Linked DNA regions of Homo sapiens: region 2 is linked to region 1. A link is a loop called in an ENCODE intact Hi-C map of the cell type or tissue named here. Cell type or tissue: CD14-positive monocyte. All regions are shown on one strand. Links, peaks and the distances in the headings refer to the core of each region. The heading gives the core; the rest is flanking DNA.

Region 1 (8,336 bases), core at 104-8,103:
GCTATAGGCTTTTGGGAGCCACAGTCAGGAAGAAGTCTATCTGTCTGTCTCTCTGTTCTTTAGACTTCAGTCTTCTTACACCCTTTCCAAATGGCAACGGGCACAAAATGGCCTATCTGCTGGAAGTGGGCAATGAGCAAAAGAGACACATACATGGAAACAATGAGTTAAGAATTTAAAATATTATTCTGCACACACGTAAGTGGGAACTTCATGTCCTCTGTTCAGAAGTAAAGCAGTTGGAACCTCTGGAATCAGAATCATCTGTGCATTTGCTAAAAATATAGATTCTTGTGCCCTACCCAAATTCTGCACCCGAAAATTCTGATTCTGCCTGAATCAGAATCTTTCCAGGCAATTCTTATGTGCATCAAAGCTTGAGAGTTGCCTAGACGCAGCCTCAGCTGAACCATCTACTGTGTTTTAATACTGAGTTGTGCTTGTTCTCAAGCTGGTTCAGAGCACTTTAATGTGCATTCAAATCATGCTGAGGTCTTGTTAAGTTAGGTGGTGGGACGTGAGATTCTGCATGTCTAACAAACGCTTGGGTGATGCTGCCACTGCTGGTTGGAGGACCACCCCTTGGGTGGCAAAGTGCTAGAGAGACTATTTTTATTTCCTTTGCACTCCTGTGAGGCCATCTTGAGGCTTCTCAAGTCCCTGGGGCCAGTGATTTGCTTGCACTGGGATTGGAGATTGCTGCACCCTCATGGGTACTGTGCTTTGTTGACTGGGCTCTATCTCATGCTCATCCAGATTTACCCTGCCTTCCTGCTTCCCCTTCCATCTCCTCAGCCAACACCCCTATTCCCACCCTCACTCTTCTACCCCCACTCTGCCTAAGGGGCAGCCCTGCTGCCATAGCCTGGTCTTCCTCACACTGTGGGTCTACTCTGACTATAGATACATAATTGAATATCTTTAGATAATCTTCAGATTTGCTAGTATGATAAAGTCCTTCTTCCTCCTAGGAGAAAAGGGGAAGTGGGACTCGAAGCAAGCATGTAAAATTGAGTCAGGAGTTCTTTTTTCTCTTTAGGGCCACCATCAGTGGGTGGCCCCAGTGTAATGGAATGGAGTGGAAGATGTTACCATTTCCTACACTGTCCTTGACCTTGAAAGAAGAACTGAATCTATGGGACCTACTGCCACTTTCTATAGGTGGAGGGGAAAGGGGAACCCCGTTGCATGGCATAAGCTTATCCCTCAAGTCCTTGGTGAGCGGGGGTTGGGGGTAAGAGGGAAGAATTACAGGGTGTTAGAAGTGGTGAGATTCTTTTCTCCAGTCATGGAGAACTTCTGATATTCAATCCAGAATGGCTTTAATTGCTACTAGTTAACAATAAGAAAGAAGGTCTACAGTTGAGGTCTAGGGAAAGACTGGCTTGTAGTGCTCCTCAGGCTTGCAGTCACATTGAAAAGTCTAATGGTGGCCAGGCGCGGTTGCTCATGCCTGTAATCCCAGCACTTTAGAAGGCCGAGGTGGGCAGATCACCTGAGGTCAGGAGTTCGAGACCAGTCTTGCCAGCATGGTGAAACCCTGTCGCTACTAAAAATACAAAAATTTGCTGGGCATGGTGGTGGGTGCCTGTAATCCCAGCTACTTGGGAGGCTGAGGCAGGAGAATTGCTTGAACCCGGAAGGCGGAGGTTGCAGTGAGCGGAGATTGTGCCACTGCAGTCACATGAGATTGTGCCACTGCGGCAGAGCGAGACTCTGTCTCAGAAAAAAAGAAAAGAAAAGAAAAGAAAAGTCTAATGGTTAGAGTGAAGCCAGCCATAGCCAGTGGACTGTCATGACAATAGATACAGATAAAAATTCCAGACTGTACAGTTGTTGACTGTGGCTCTGGGCCAGAGTAAGATCTCTTAGGCCTGGGAAAGTAACCATAGATGTCACTGGCCCTGAGGCCAAGCAGAGCCAGTACCTCTCAGAGCAGTGGCTTGCAAACTAGGGTCTGCAGAAAGCTCTTTCAGCATCACCGGGGGAGATTCATAACAGCAATGCCAACACCCACCCTGAAGAGTCTGATTCAGCAGGGCCTCATGAGCTATATTTAAAAAATATATTATATGGGCAATTTAACAGTAAGTTAAATTGCAAGTTTTGACTTTGTCGGGTTTACGAAGCAATGCCTTAGCACAATGGTTTCCCAAATTTTTAGCAGAGAAAAATTTATTAACTAGAAAAATATTTATTGAACAATTACTGTATGCCATGTATTGTTGTAAGCCCTGGACAAAAAGTGGTAAATAAGACTGACGAGGTGGCTGGGCACCTGCAATCCCAGCACTTTGGGAGGCTGAGATGGGCAGGTCACTTGAGGTTAGGTATTTGAGACCAGCCTGGCCAACATGGTGAAACCCCCATCTCTACTAAAAATACAAAAATTAGCTGGGCATGGTGGCGTGCGCCTGTAGTCCCAGCTACTCGGGAGGCTGAGGCACGAGAATTGCTTAAACCCTGGAGGCGGAGGTTGCAGTGAGCCAAGATTGCACCACTGCTCTCCAGCCTGGGTGATAGAGCAAAACTCTGTCTCCAAAAAAAAAGAAAAGAAAATGACTGACAAGGTTTCCACTGAACTCTAAGACAGATAAAAATGAGGAGCGGATTTTTCAGGAATGTTAAACACTCATTGTTTAGAAGAAAATACTGTTTGTTGTTGAACCCCTGAAGTACCATCAGGTTCTGTGATGCACAGTTTGAGAACTGCTTTCTTGGGAAGGAGCTTAGAGCAATAAAACTATAAGATGGCAGAAGGAATGTCCAACACAGTGGGGTTCAAATGACAAACCTGGAAGCCTTTTCCACTTCCTCGTTGATAAAGTGGAGACAATGACATCTACCTCAAGTCTTACTGTGAGTAAGAAAAGAACTGAACACATACATTGTGGAGCTCAATGTTGGGTGTGCAGCTGGACCCTGCTGCATTTTTGTTCTCTTTCGTCTGTCTTTGCTTGGGAACAGGTCACTTCACTTTGATTGGGAGTAAGTTTGAGGAGAAAACAAGACATTCCTGGAAGCGTGTTGCCACTTGAGGCTCAGGTGGGATAACGAGGAGCACAAAAGGCAGAAGCCAAGAAAAGGCCCCACCATGCCACAGCCAAAAGCAACCACAGATGTAAAATGGCACAGTGGATCTGGCAGTTCTCCTTAAAACGTTAAACACAGAGTCACCATATGACTCATCAGTTCCGCTGCTATGTATATACCCAAGAGAACTGAAAACGTATGTCTGCACAAAAACCTGTACATGAAAGTTCAAAGAAGCGTTATTCATAATAGCCAGAAAGTGGAAACAACCCAAATCTCCCTTAACCAACGAATGGATAAGCAAAATATGGTATACCCATACAGTGGAATATTATTCAGCCAAAAAAAGAAATGAAGTGCTGACACACACAACAGCATGGGTGAACCACGAGAACATTATGCCAAGAAAGAGGCCAGACATGAAAGACCACATATTATAGAATTCCTTTATATGAAATGTCCAGAATAGGAAAATCTATAGAAACAGAAATTAGGCCAGGTGCAGTGGCTCATGCCTGCAATCCCAACACTTTGGGAGGCTGAGGCGGGTGGATCACCTGAGGTCAGGAGTTCAAGACCAGCCTGGCCAACATGGCGAAAGCTTGTCTCTACCAAAAATACAAATATTAGTCGGGCGTGGAGATGTGTGCCTGTAGTCCCATCTACTCAGGAGGCTGAGGCAGGAGAATGGCTTGAACCCAGAGGCGGAGGTTGCAGTGAGCCGAGATCGTGCCACTGCATTCCAGCTTGGCCACAGAGCGAGAGTCTGTCTCAAAAAAAAAAAAAAAAAAAAAAAAAAGAAACAGAAATTAGATTAGTAGTGTCAAGGCACCAGGAGAAGTAGGAAATGGGATGACTGCTAATGCACATGGAATTTCTTTTTGAGGTGATAGTGGTGATAGCGCTACAATCTTGTGAATATGCTGAAAGTCACTGAATTGGACACTTCAAAAGGGTGAATTTTATGGTACATAGATTCTCTCTCTCTCTGTCTCTGTTTTTTTTTTTTTTTGTTTTGTTTTTTTTTGAGACAGTCTCACTCTGCCGCCCAGGCTAGAGTGCGGTGGCGTGATCTCTGCTCACTGCAACCTCCACCTCCTGGGTTCAAGGGATTCTCATGCCTCAACCTACTGAGTAGCTGGGATTACAGGCACTTGCTACCACACCTGGCTAATTTTTCTAATTTTAGTAGAGACAGGGTTTCACCATATTGGCAAGGCTGGTCTTGAACTCCTGACCTCTAGTGATCCACCCACCTTGGCCTCCCAAAGTGCTGGGATTTACAGGTGTGAGCCACCGCACCCAGCCCATATCTCAATTTTTAAAAAGAAAAGAAAGAAGCAACCACATAGAATGAAGCCAACCAGTGATCCGTGGATAAGCACTAAGAAAATGCTCAAAGCCTGTCATGACTCTGATAGAACCCACAGGAGAGGGCAGAAAGAATATCCAATATAGTGGGCTTCAGATGACAAACCTGGTCAGGTTTGAGACTCTGCCTTTCCTTGCTGGGGCTTGAAGAATTTACCAGTTTCTCAGAAAAGATAGGCAATGAACAAAACTACGCCTGATATGCTTCTAATCATCATTATTTTCAGTGCCACGTGAATTGTTTACATATGCTTATATTTCTGCTATAATGATGGTTTGGTAAGTTCTTTTTCTTTTCTTTTTTCTTTTTTTTTTTGAGACAGGGTCTCACTTTGTCACCCAGGCTGGGGTACAGTGGCACCATTATAGCTCACTTCAGCCTCAACTTCCTGGGCTCAAGCGATCCACACATCTCAGCCTCCTGAGTAGCTGGGGCTATAGGTGTGTGCATGCCACCATACCCCGCTAATTTTTAAAAAATTTTTGTAGAGATGAGGTCTCACTATGTTGCCCAGGCTGGTATTGAACTCCTGGGCTCAAGTGATCCTCCTGCCTTGGCTTCCCTAAGTGTTGGGATTACAGGCATGAGCCACCGTGCCTGGTCAGGTAAGTTTCAAATATTTCAATTTTTTCCCCCCAAGACTCGGTTCTAGAAGGTCCATTTAGGCTATTCAAAATACAGCTCTAGGTCCTTGTGCAATGTGGGCTGATGATCTTGGGGGACTAGAAATGCCCTGCACATTAGCCCCCGGACAACCAGCACAGTCGCCTTGACTGGGCAGAGCTTCTTTTTTTTTTTTTTTTTTCCGAGACGGAGTTTGCTTTGTTGCCCATGCTGGAGTGCAATGGTGCGATCTCGGCTCACAGCAACCTCTGCCTCCTGAGTTCAAGCAATTCTCCTGCCTCAGCCTCCCGAGTAGCTGGGATTACAGGCATGTGCCACCATGCCTGGCTAATTTTGTATTTTGAGTAGAGACAGAATTTCTCCATGTTGATCAGGCTGGTCTCGAACTCCCGACCTCAGGTGATCCACCCGCCTTGGCCTCCCAAAGTGCTGGGATTACAGGCATGAGCCACCACTCCCAGCCTTGGGCAGAGCTTCTTGAATAAGTCTTACAGGCTCCTCTAGGGTGGGTGAGAAAGGTATTTTTGGGAGAAGCCACTTGAAATTTACATGCTGTGCAAAAATGTGTTATGGGGACAGAAGGTGTTTTTAAGCTGAAAAGTTTGAATCATTGGTGGGAATAAAGGCCTGCCAGTGAATTGTGGTTCCACTTTCAGCCTCGTCACTGCCTTCGGGTTTTCTCCTGTGAATGGTTCTGACAATGTGCCATTTTACAGAACGTGTCTCTGTTGCTTCCGAGCTGCCACATATGCTCTGCTGCACATTTGGGACAACCACATCAGGTTTTAAAAACTAATTAAAAAAAACCAAAACTTTTCAAGTTTGCCTTTAGCATTTTGCAGCGAGGTTGCTCACCAGCTGTTTGTTTATACTCTCTGGTGATTGTTTTTGCACATTATCCATGCATAGCATGCAATTACACCATTATAATGGCAAGTAGTAAACTGAATTCCCTGTAGGGCGTTTCTAGGGGAAGAGATGTGCTGCCTGTAGCCCGAATGCCCTAAAGAGACTGTATAGTTAGATAATCCTGTGGCTCCAGATAAGCGTGGGTCCTACGGTAAGTTGCAAAAGCCTAGGGCTTTTTGCAGCCCTTGGCAGGTGTTTCGTAGCAAATCTCAAAGTTTCGTGGTCACTCAGGACAACCTCCTTTCTGCTGAGATCGACACTGAATTAAAACAAGCCCAATGATCTGTTTATAATTTAGAACCTCATTTGTTCTTTTTTTTTTTTTTTTTTTTTTTTTTGAGACAGAGTCACTCTGTCTCCCAGGCTGGAGTGCAGTGGCACTATCTTGGTTAACTGCAACCTCCACCTCCTGGATTCAAGCGATTCTTGTGCTTCAGCTTCGCAAGTAGCTGGGATTATACATGTGAGCCACCACACATGGCTAGTTTTTGTGTGCTTTAGTAGAGACCGGGTTTCACCATGTTGAGCAGGCTGGTCTCGAACTTCTGACAGGTGATCCGCCTGCCTCAGCCTCCCAAAGTGCTGGGATTTTAGGTGTGAGCCACCGCGCCTGGCCTTTGTTCATTTTTTATGATAGCTTTATTGAGATATAATTCATACCTAATAAAAGTTATGATAAAAGTTACCCCCCCTTTTTTTTTGAGACAGAGTATCACTCCTGTCACCCAGGCTGGAGTGCAGTGGTGCAATCATAGCTCACTGCAGCCTTGACTTCCCAGGCTCAGGTGATCCTCCCGCCTCAGTCTCCTGAGTAGCTGGGACTACTGGAGAGCGCCACTACATGCAGGTAATTTTTTGTATTTTTGTGGAGACATGGTTTTGCCATATTGCCCAGGCTGGTCTTGAACTCCTGGGCTCAAGCGACCTGCCTGCCTTGGCCTCCCAAAAGTGCTCGGATTACAGGCGTGAGCCACTGTGCCCAGCCAAAAGTTAACCTTTTAAATTATAGGCATACCTTTTTTTACTGTGCTTTGCAGATACTGTGTTTGTTTTTTACAAATTGAAGGTTTGTGGCAACAAACCTTGGAGAAAGTCTATCAATGCCACTTTTCTAAACAATGTGTTTTTTTGTTTTTTGTTTTTTGTTTTTTTTTGAGACCGAGTCTTACTCTGTCACCCAGGCTGGAGTGTAGTGGTGTGATCTCGGCTAACTGCAACCTCTGCCTTCCAGTTTCAAGTGAACCTTCCACCTCAGCCTTCTGAGTAGCTGGGACCACAGACAATTATCCATGCCACCATGTTCAGATAATTTTTTGTATTTTTTGTAGAGATGGGATTTTGCCATGTTGCTCAGGCTGGCCTTGAATTCCTGAGCTTAAGAGATCCACCCGTTTGGGCCTCTCAGAGTGCTAAGACTACAGGTGTGAGCCACTGTGCTCAGCCCTGGCTAATTTTATTTTTTTTTTGTAGAGATATTATCTAGATGCTATGTTGTCTAGGCTGGTCTTGAACTCCTGGCCTCAAGTGATCCTTTTGCCTCATCCTCCCAAAGTGCCGGCATTACAGGTGTGAGCCATTGCACTCGGCCAATAAATTTTCAATGTAGATGAAACAGCCACCTAGGACTTTCATAGCTAGAGAGAAGTCAATGTCTGGCCTCAAAGCTTCCAAGGACAGGGTGGCCCTCTTATTAGGGGCTAATGTGGCTGCTGATTTCAAGATGAAGCCAATGCTCATTTATCATTCCAAAAATCCCAAGGTCTTTAAGATTTATGCTACATCTACTCTGCCCATGCTCAGACAAAGTCTGAGTGACAGAATATTTGTTTATAGCATAGTTTACTGAATATTTTAAGTGCACTATTGAGACCTACTGTTCAGACAGAAAGATTTCTTTCAAAATATTATTGCTTATTGACAATGTGCCTAGTCACTCAAAAGCTCTGATGGAGAAGTACAAGGAGATTAATGTTTTCATGCCTGCTAACAAAATATCCATTCTGTAGGCCATGGATCAAGGAATAATTTCAACTTTTGAGTCTCATTATTTAAGAAACACATTTTCTAAGGCTATAGCTGCCATAGGTGGTAATTCCTCTGATGGATCTGGGCAAAGTAAATTGAAAACTTTCTGAAAAGAATTCACCATCGTAGATGCTATTAAGAATGTAACAATTCTTTTAGCTACCACATAGAGATTAAGATTAGAAAAAGAGGCTTCTGGCTGGGTACAGTGGTTCACACCTGTAATATTAGCAGTTTGGGTGGCTGAGGTGGGAGGATTGCTTGAGCTCAGCCTGAGCCACATAGTGAGAACCTGTCTCTACTAGAAATTGAAACAATCAACTGGACATGGTGGTGCATGCCTGTAGTCCCAGCTACTCAGGAGGCTGAGGTG
Region 2 (8,336 bases), core at 175-8,174, 54 kb before region 1:
CTCCCATCCCATATATTACCTTTTCACTTTGTTAATTGAGACCCTTGATGTACAGAAGTTTTTAAGTTTGATATACTCCCTTTTGTTGATTTTTCCTTTCATTACCTGTGCTTTTTTTTTTTTTTTTTTTTTTTTTTTTGAGAAAGAGTTTTGCTCTTGTTGCCCAGGCTAGAGTGCAATGGTGTGATCTCAGCTCACCGCAACCTCCACCTCCCAGGTTTAAGCGATCCTCCCACCTCAGTCTCCTGAGTAGTTAGGACTACAGGCACGTGCCTCCATGCCCAGCTAATTTTTGTATTTTTAGTAGAGATGGGGTTTCACCATGTTGGCCAGGCTGGTCTCAAACTCCTGACTTTAGGTGATCTACCCGTCTCAGCCCCGCAAAGTGCTGGGATTATAGGCATGAGCCACCCCGCCCGGCCCCTGTGCTTCTGATGTCATATCCAAGAAATCATTGCCAAATTCAATGTCATGAAGCTTTCCCCCTGTGTTTTCTACTAAGAGCTGTATAGTTTTATCTGTTACACTTAGAGCTTTGGTCCATTTTGAGTTAATTTTTGTGTATGGTGTTAGGGAAGGCTCCAACTTCAATCTTTTGCATATGGATATCCAGTTTTCCAGCACCATTTGTTGAGAAGACTGTCCCTTTCCCATTGAATGGTCTTCCCATCCTTGTTGTAAACCATTTGATTATATTAATGTATGTAAGGGCTTACAGTTTATTTTAATTCTTTTTTTTTTTTTTTTTTTGAGACAGGGTCTCACTCTGTCACCCAGGCTGGAGTAAAGTGGTATGATCTCAGCTCATTGCAACCTCTGTTTCCCAGGTTCAAGTGATTCTCCCATCTCAGCCTCCCGAATAGCTGAGACTACCAGCACACGCCATCATACCCAGCTAATTTTTGTATTTTTAGTAGAGACGAGGTTTCATCATGTTGGCCAGGCTGGTCTTGAACTCCTGACCTCAAGTGATCCGGCCACCTTGGCCTCCCAAAGTGCTGGGATTACAGGTGTGAGCCACCGCACCCGGCCAGGGCTTACAGTTTATATCTGTGCTCTCTATTCTATTCTGTTGGTCTATATGTCTCTCTTTGTGCCAGTACCACACTGTCTTGATTACTGTAGCAGCGATTACTATCATTTAAAATCAGAAAGTTTGATACCTCCAACTTCATTCTTCTATTTTAAGGTTGTTTTGGCCATTCGGGGTTTTCTGAGAGTCCATAGGGATTTTAGGATGGATTTTTCTTTTCCTGAAAAATAAACAAACAAGGAAACAAACAGTATTGGGCTTTTGATAAGGATTGCATTGAGTCTGTAGATCATTTTGGGTATATTGACATTTTAACAATATTAAGTCTTCCAATCCATGAGATGTCTTCCTACTTATTTATGTCTAAATCTAAATCTTTCAGCAACATTTTGTAGGTTTTTTTTGTTTGTTTTTGTTTTTTTTTTTTTGGGACAGATTTTTGCTCTTATTGCCCAGGCTGGAGTGCAATGGCACGATCTCAGCTTACCGCAACCTCCTCCTCCCGTGTTCAAGCGATTCTCCTGCCTCAGCCTCCTGAGTAGCTGGGATTACAGGCATGTGCCACCATACCTGGCTAATTTTGTATTTTTTAGTAGAGATGGGGTTTCTCTATGTTGGTCAGGCTGGTCTGGAACTCCTGACCTTAGGTGATCCACCCGCCTCAGTCTCCCATAGTACTGGGATTACAGGAGTGAGCCACTGCACGGGCCTTGTTTCGTTTTTTTGAGACAAGGTCTGGCTGGAGTGCAGTGACACCATCTTTGCTCACTGGTGGCTTACAGGCATGAGCCACCATGCCCAGCTGTAGTTTTCAATATACAAGTGCTTCATCTCTTTGGTTAAGTTTTTTCCTAAGTATTTTATTCTTTGTGATGCTATTGTAAGTGAAATTATTTTAATTTTTTTTGGATTGTTTATTGTTAATGTACAGGAATGCAACTGATTTTTGTATGTCGATTTTGTATCCTGCAATGTTGCTGATTTTATTAGTTCTGTTTTTTTGTAGAGTGTTTATCATTTTCTAAGTGTAAGATTATATCATCTGTGAACAGATGCCTTCATCCTTTCCAATTTGGATGGCTTTTATTTCTTTTTCCTGCCTAATTGGTCCGGTAGAACTTCCAGTACTCTACTGAACAGAAGTGGTGAAAACATGCATCCTTGTCTTGTTCCTGATCTTAGAAGAAAAGTTTTCAGTCTTTCACTATTTAATATGATGCCAGGTGTGAGTTTTTCATATATGGGCTATATTGTGTTAGGTATTGCATTTTTGAAAGGAGTAGCTTTTTGCGGTCATTTTATTTAATTGTATAACCTTTAGTGAGTTACATTGGACAATATGACCGGGCATGTTTTTGATGGGAAACAGAATATGGAGCACATTTTTGGCTTAGGTAATATCATGGTCTGGAAGTTAATGGGCTGCTCTAACCCATATTAGAGTCTGCTGAGGCCAAAATATAAACTGTCCGCGAGACAGATCTACAAAAGAGCAGTGGCTGGTATTGAGGGAATAGATTCATGAATGTAGAAGCCAGGAACGTTCTGGTACATGCCTGATCTCTTCTCCCAGGAGGAAGGGGGAGTTAGCTGTGCTCTGGCAGATTTTTGAGCTGAAAGGGTTGCACGACTGAAAATCTGGAAAATGTTTAGGGGAATCTCCATTTCCCTGGCCTCAGTTATATTCTAGAGTAACACTCCTGTTCTCTCTCCCACTCCTTATCCACTCACTCATCTCTATGAGAAGAGGACTAATTTGCTTGATTGGTGACTTAAGTACAAGGGCCTGGGCACCTTTGCTCAGTTCTTTCCCTGCCGTCTTCCACGATGTTTGCTTGGAGATCATTCTGGCCTTTGCCCTGCTCTGTGGCAAGCTCTGAAGCCTGTTTCACACACATGTTGGATGTCCAGGGATGCCTGTGGCCCAACAGGTAAGTCTGTATTTGTTCAGGGGTAAAATATTGGCAAGTCCTTCTAGATGCACCCTTAAACTATGTTTTCCCATCAGCTTGTTAACAACACTGTCAGCTTTTGATTTATATCTGTCTGCCTCCATTTTCTTATTCCTCCATTGATTCCAGACTTAGGAAAGGCAGAAAAAAGTATTATTTTGGCTTTCTAAGCACTATGGAGTAGTATGCAGCAGTTAAAGAGAAATAAGTAGGCCAGGCGCTGTGGCTCATTCCTATAATCCCAGCATTTTGGTAGGCCGAGGTGGGTGGATCACTTGAGGTTAGGAGTTCAAGACCAGCCTGGCCAACATGGTGAAACCTCATCTCTACTAAAAACACAAAAAATTTAGCAGAGCATGGTGGCATGTGCCTGTGATCCCAGCTACTCGGGAGGCTAAGGCAGGAGAATTGCTTGAACCCGGGAGGCAGATGTTTCATTGAGCCAAGATCATGCCATTGCACTCCAGCCTTGGCAGCAGAGTGAGACTCCATCTGAAAAAGAAAAAAAAGAACTAAATGGCTTCAGAGAAATGTACATGGAAAGGTTTATTGATAAAACATATCTTATTGTTAATTTAAAAAGTCAAGCTGTAAGCTGGGCATGGTGACTCCTGCCTGTAATTGCAGCAGTTTAGGAGGCTGAGGCAGGAGGATTGCTTGAGCCCAGAAGGTCAAGGCTGCAGTGAGCCATGATCATGCCTCAGCACTTTAGCCTGAATGACAGAGCATGATCCTGTTTAAAATATATATATATATTTATATATATTTATATATAAAGAAAAAAATCAAGCTGTAAAAGAAAAAGAAGACAGATATAATATCATCCTATTTATGCTAATAAAAAGCTCCACAAACAATAAAACTCAATATTTCTCTAGTACATTTATGTATGTGAAAACATATAGAAAGTTCAGGAATAACAATGGCTTCTGTATGTTGGATTTGAATTTTTAAAACAGTAGAATATGTCTCTGTAATTTACAGTTAAAAATGAAAAAATCATGTGTGTGAGTAGAGTGTCTGACTAATGGATAGCCCCTTTTGAAGGTTCTGAGGTCTTTTTCTATTATTTTCAGGTTATGAGTTGTGAGATTTTCCCTGATTGGGATTGTAGGAGAGGAGGGATGGATATGCCAGCCACGTGGAACCCAGGGCTGCAGGGTGAATGAAAGCTCCTGCCCTGGGAGCAGATTCTGGGATCCATAATGAGGGCTGAGTGTTGGGCTAGAAAAGCAGACCCCGCATAGGATTGGGGAAGCTGGGCAGGCAGGATTGGGATTGAAGTTTGGGTGCCAGGCTGAATTTGGGAGTTGATTTTTTTTTTTTTTTTTTTTTTTGTATTTTAGTAGAGACGGGGTTTCACCATTTTGCCGAGGCTGGTCCTGAACTCCTGAGCTCAGGCAATCCGCCTGCCTCGGCTTCCCAAAGTGCTATGATTACAGGCGTGAGCCACCGGGCCTGGCCGGGGCTTGATTTTTATTCACTGCTTTCTGTGACATGCACCGGTGGGTTGACTGGGTTTAATGTATAGAATTGGGCCAGAAAGAACTGTGCTTTTAAGCACAGCTGCTCAATGTCTGCATTTGTGAAGTATCAAAGTACCCAACTAATGTTTGACATGCATAGACTAAATCTGGGGATGCCACCAGAGCGAGGACACTATTACCTGTCACACAGTCCTGCTGCAGCTTCTTTACCTCACACGGTCCTGCTGCAGCTTCGAGGAGGACTCTGCACCTGCAGATCCTTAAAAAAGCTCTGTCTGGGTGTCCAATGGAAGAGCGGTGAAATGCAAGAATATAACAACTCTCAATTTTCTATCGTCCTTTACCTCCACCACGAGAGGGCGCATGGATTTCGGTCAGAGAAGTGACTTGGGCCTGGGCAGGAGGCCAGGCTGGGATAATTACTTCCAGGTGTGGGGGGCTCTGTGCCTCTTCCCAGAGGCCATAGAAATGAACCCTTCAATTGGCCAAATAGATTATGTCATTTTGACTATTGATTCTCCCCTACGGCTGCTGGTTCTAACCCAAGTTTATAACAGTCACTGCGTTAACAATTGCGTTTAACTCTTGATTGTCCTAGCTTTCATTTGATAATTCTTTGAGCTGGCTGCTGCTTCTTTCTTATGTGTTTACTTTCAGGCCACATCATCAGCCTTCTGCAAATATGGCAAAAACTGAGTGGGAGAGGAGGGTATCATTTGTCCTCAGTTTTGTCACTAAAGACTACATCACAAAAAAGGCCCATCCCTTTGTAAACAGAAAGAAAAGAGAAAAATGGCACAGAAATTCCTAGAAGCAGCATTCCATCTTTTGTTTGTTGGTTTCATTTGTTTCGTTTTGAGGTTGTGAGCAGATGGCCCAGCTGCATCAATAACAGAGTCAGAGCTTACTAGAAAAGAGCGGAGATTTAAGAGAGTGGGTGATGCTAATAGCTCACCCCATCTCCCTTTGCACTATTTCTCCAAGTAAAGACTGCCTCCTGCCTGCATCTGAGCTGCTTGTAAAAATGCAGCTTTCTGGCCTGCATCCCAACCTAAGGAATCAGAATCTGGAATCCTGAATCTGCATTTTTAATAAGTTCCCTAGTTGATTTCTTTATTCTTTTTTTTTTTCTTTTTTGAGGCAGGGTCTCACTCTGTTGCCCAGGCTGGAGTACAGTGGCATGATCCCAGCTCAGCTAAACTCTGCCTCCTGGGCTCAAGTGATCCTCCCACCTCAGCCTCCCAGTAGCTGGAATTACAGGTGTGCGCCACCATGCCCGGCTAATTTTTGTATTTTTAGTAGAGACGGGGTTTCACCTTGTTGCCCAGGCTGGTCTCAAACTCCTGGCCTCCAGTGAACCACCTGCCTTGGCCTCCCAAAGTGCTGGGATTACAGACATGAGCCACCACACGTGGTCCCCTAGTTGATTTCTTATGGCTATACATTACATTTGAGATTAGAGGTAAGCCTCCTGGGGCGAGGCAAGAGGGGAGATGTGACACCCAGGGATAATATTTCTGCACCAGGATTCAGGCAGGACCTTACCCCGAGACAAAGGTCACATAGCCCAGGAAGCTGCCCTGTGGAAAACAAAGCAGCCAGTAGCTGGGCCTGAGGATGGACAGGAGAGGCTGTGAAGCTACAGAAGCCGGATTCAGCCCCACTGGGAGCTACAGAAGCTGGACTCAGCCCCACTGGGAGCTACAGAAGCTGGACTCAGCCCCACTGGGAGCTACAGAAGCTGGACTCAGCCCCACTGGGAGCTACAGAAGCTGGACTCAGCACTGCTGGGAGCCATCTAGATGGAGAAATGGAAACTCTGGAAGAGAATCTGAGGATTCCCTGCTCTTTGCCACTTAGAAACACCCAGAAACCCCAAGTGCAATGCCCAACAGTGTTGATTCTATCTGCAGAGCACCTCTGAAAAATTACTTTCCATAGTGCGGGAAAACTCCTTAGTCGCACTTCCTAGAGTTTCACCAAATACAGCTTGATTCGTGTGGGATTTTTGTTTTGTTTTTAGATCTTCTTTTTAAGTGCAAATCCCCTTGGGAAAATGGAGCTCTTGTTCAGACCTTGGAGAAGATTTGCTTATTACCTCTCATTACATAGTTATGATCTTTTACCCTAAGAAGCAAATGAAACATTTTTGTTGAATTCAGAAAAAGAGGTAATTTTAGAGCCCAGGGAAGCTTAAGGGGTAGAAGAATGGGGATAGAATATTAATTCCACGCCAGATGTGGTGGCTCATGCCTGTAATCCCAGCACTTTGGGAGGCCGAGACAGGAGGAACACTTCAGCCTGTTAACAGTGGCGTAATGGTGGGGGTCTGCAGCAACCTCAATTCTTGCCTCCCCAGAAGACAAAATTTGACCAAGGGGCATAAGGCAGAAGGAGAGACTGAGGCAAGTGTTAGAGCAGGAGTGAAAGTTTATTAAAAAGCTTTAGAGCAGGAATGAAAGGAAGGAAAGTACACTTGGAAGAGGGTCAAGCAGGGGACTTCAGGGATCAAATACGTGGTTTGACCTTTTGACTTGGGGTTTTATATGTTGGCATACTTCTGGGGTCTTGCGTTACTTCTCCCCTGATTCTTCCTTTGGGGTGGGCTGTCCGCATGTGCAGCGGCCTGCCAGCACTTGGTAGGGGCTGCATGCACAGTGTGTTTACTGGAATTGTACACGTGCTCACTTTGTGTCTCTATCTGTATCTCTCTTCATGTCTCTCTCTGTCTCTGCATCCATCTATCTATCTATCTATCTATCTATCTATCTATCTATCTATCTATCTATCTATCTATCTATCTACACATATGTATCTCCAGCCTGGGGAATATAGTAAAATCCTATCTCAAAAAAAAACAATGAACATGATGAGAGAGAGACAGAGTTGCAGAGACAGAGAGAGACATGAAGAGAGATACAGAGAGAAACAGAGACGCAAAGGGAGAGGGACAGAGACAGAGGCAGAGACCTTATTGGCTCACGCCAATGTCAGGGCTGGCGAGTCTGAAATCTGCAGGGCAGGATGACAGGCTGGAAACCCAGGGAAGAGTTGATGTAGCCATAGTCCAAAGACAGTCTGGGGGCTGAATTTCTTCCGCAGGATACCTCAGTCTTTTTCTCTTAATGCTTTTAACTGACTGGATGAGGCTCACCCACATTATGGGGAGTAATCTGTTTTACTCAAAGTCTACAGATTTAAATGTTAAGGAAGGCATCCAAATGCCTTCACAACATTGATTTGGGGAGGCAAAGGTAATAAATATGAAATAAAGCAAAAGAAATTGAACAAGGACAAAATACCTTCACAGCAACATCTAGACTGATGTTTGACCAAAAACTAGGTACCATGGCCTTGCCAAGTTGACACATAAAATTAACTATCACAGGCTCTTAATCTTCAACCTGGACAGGACACATCTGACTTCTGCTCATGGGTCATTGACTAAAGTATATCACATGGCCACATCTAACTTCAAGGGGGCAGAGAAATGCAAATCCTACCATCTACCCAGAAGGAGAAGAGTCAGAACATTTGTGAACAGCCCTAATGTCCACCATAATCCTCATTTCACTAAGGCAGTGCAAGCACATTCTGAGTCAATTTGGCATCCCTTTCTTTCCCTGGGTTCCATCTATGGAGGTGGTAGGAGGACTCACATATGCCATGGCAGTAGATGATTCCTGGACCTGGTTCATTATCTATTCAGGTTGGCATGTCTTGAGACATCCATCTGTTTGCGGTTGTCTGCCTACCCCATTTCAGTTTACAGGGCTCCATGAGAGCCAGCCGCTGTTGTGGGTATATAAGCACCTTTCTGGAACAAGCAGGAATTATACTGTTCTTCCTGGGCCATCCTAGGAC

The links. A loop is a pair of places that touch in the nucleus more often than their neighbours do. Peaks named below come from ENCODE experiments on the same cell type or tissue, not always from the same donor. Only the 100,000 strongest peaks of a DNase experiment are listed, where the experiment ranks them.
Region 2: it touches region 1 in a loop (2.1-fold over the local background); 8 of 110 quality-filtered maps call a loop at or near these places.

What each region holds. Positions count from the first base shown.
Region 1 is chr5:32,539,589-32,547,924 of GRCh38, forward strand. The region is part of intron 4 of LOC124900954 (a long non-coding RNA gene); the gene reads left to right. Among named protein-coding and RNA genes, the nearest start is that of SUB1, 42 kb to the right of the region's middle. RefSeq lists enhancers at 2,788-2,987, 3,358-3,417. In CD14-positive monocyte, for the core only: no CTCF peak of the experiment used is centred there; DNase peaks (open chromatin) are centred at 1,133 and 3,183; H3K4me3 peaks cover 480 bases; H3K27ac peaks cover 1,348 bases.
Region 2 is chr5:32,485,063-32,493,398 of GRCh38, forward strand. No RefSeq gene overlaps it. Among named protein-coding and RNA genes, the nearest start is that of ZFR, 44 kb to the left of the region's middle. In CD14-positive monocyte, for the core only: CTCF peaks have their summits at 4,833 (motif pointing right) and 5,037; a DNase peak (open chromatin) is centred at 4,839.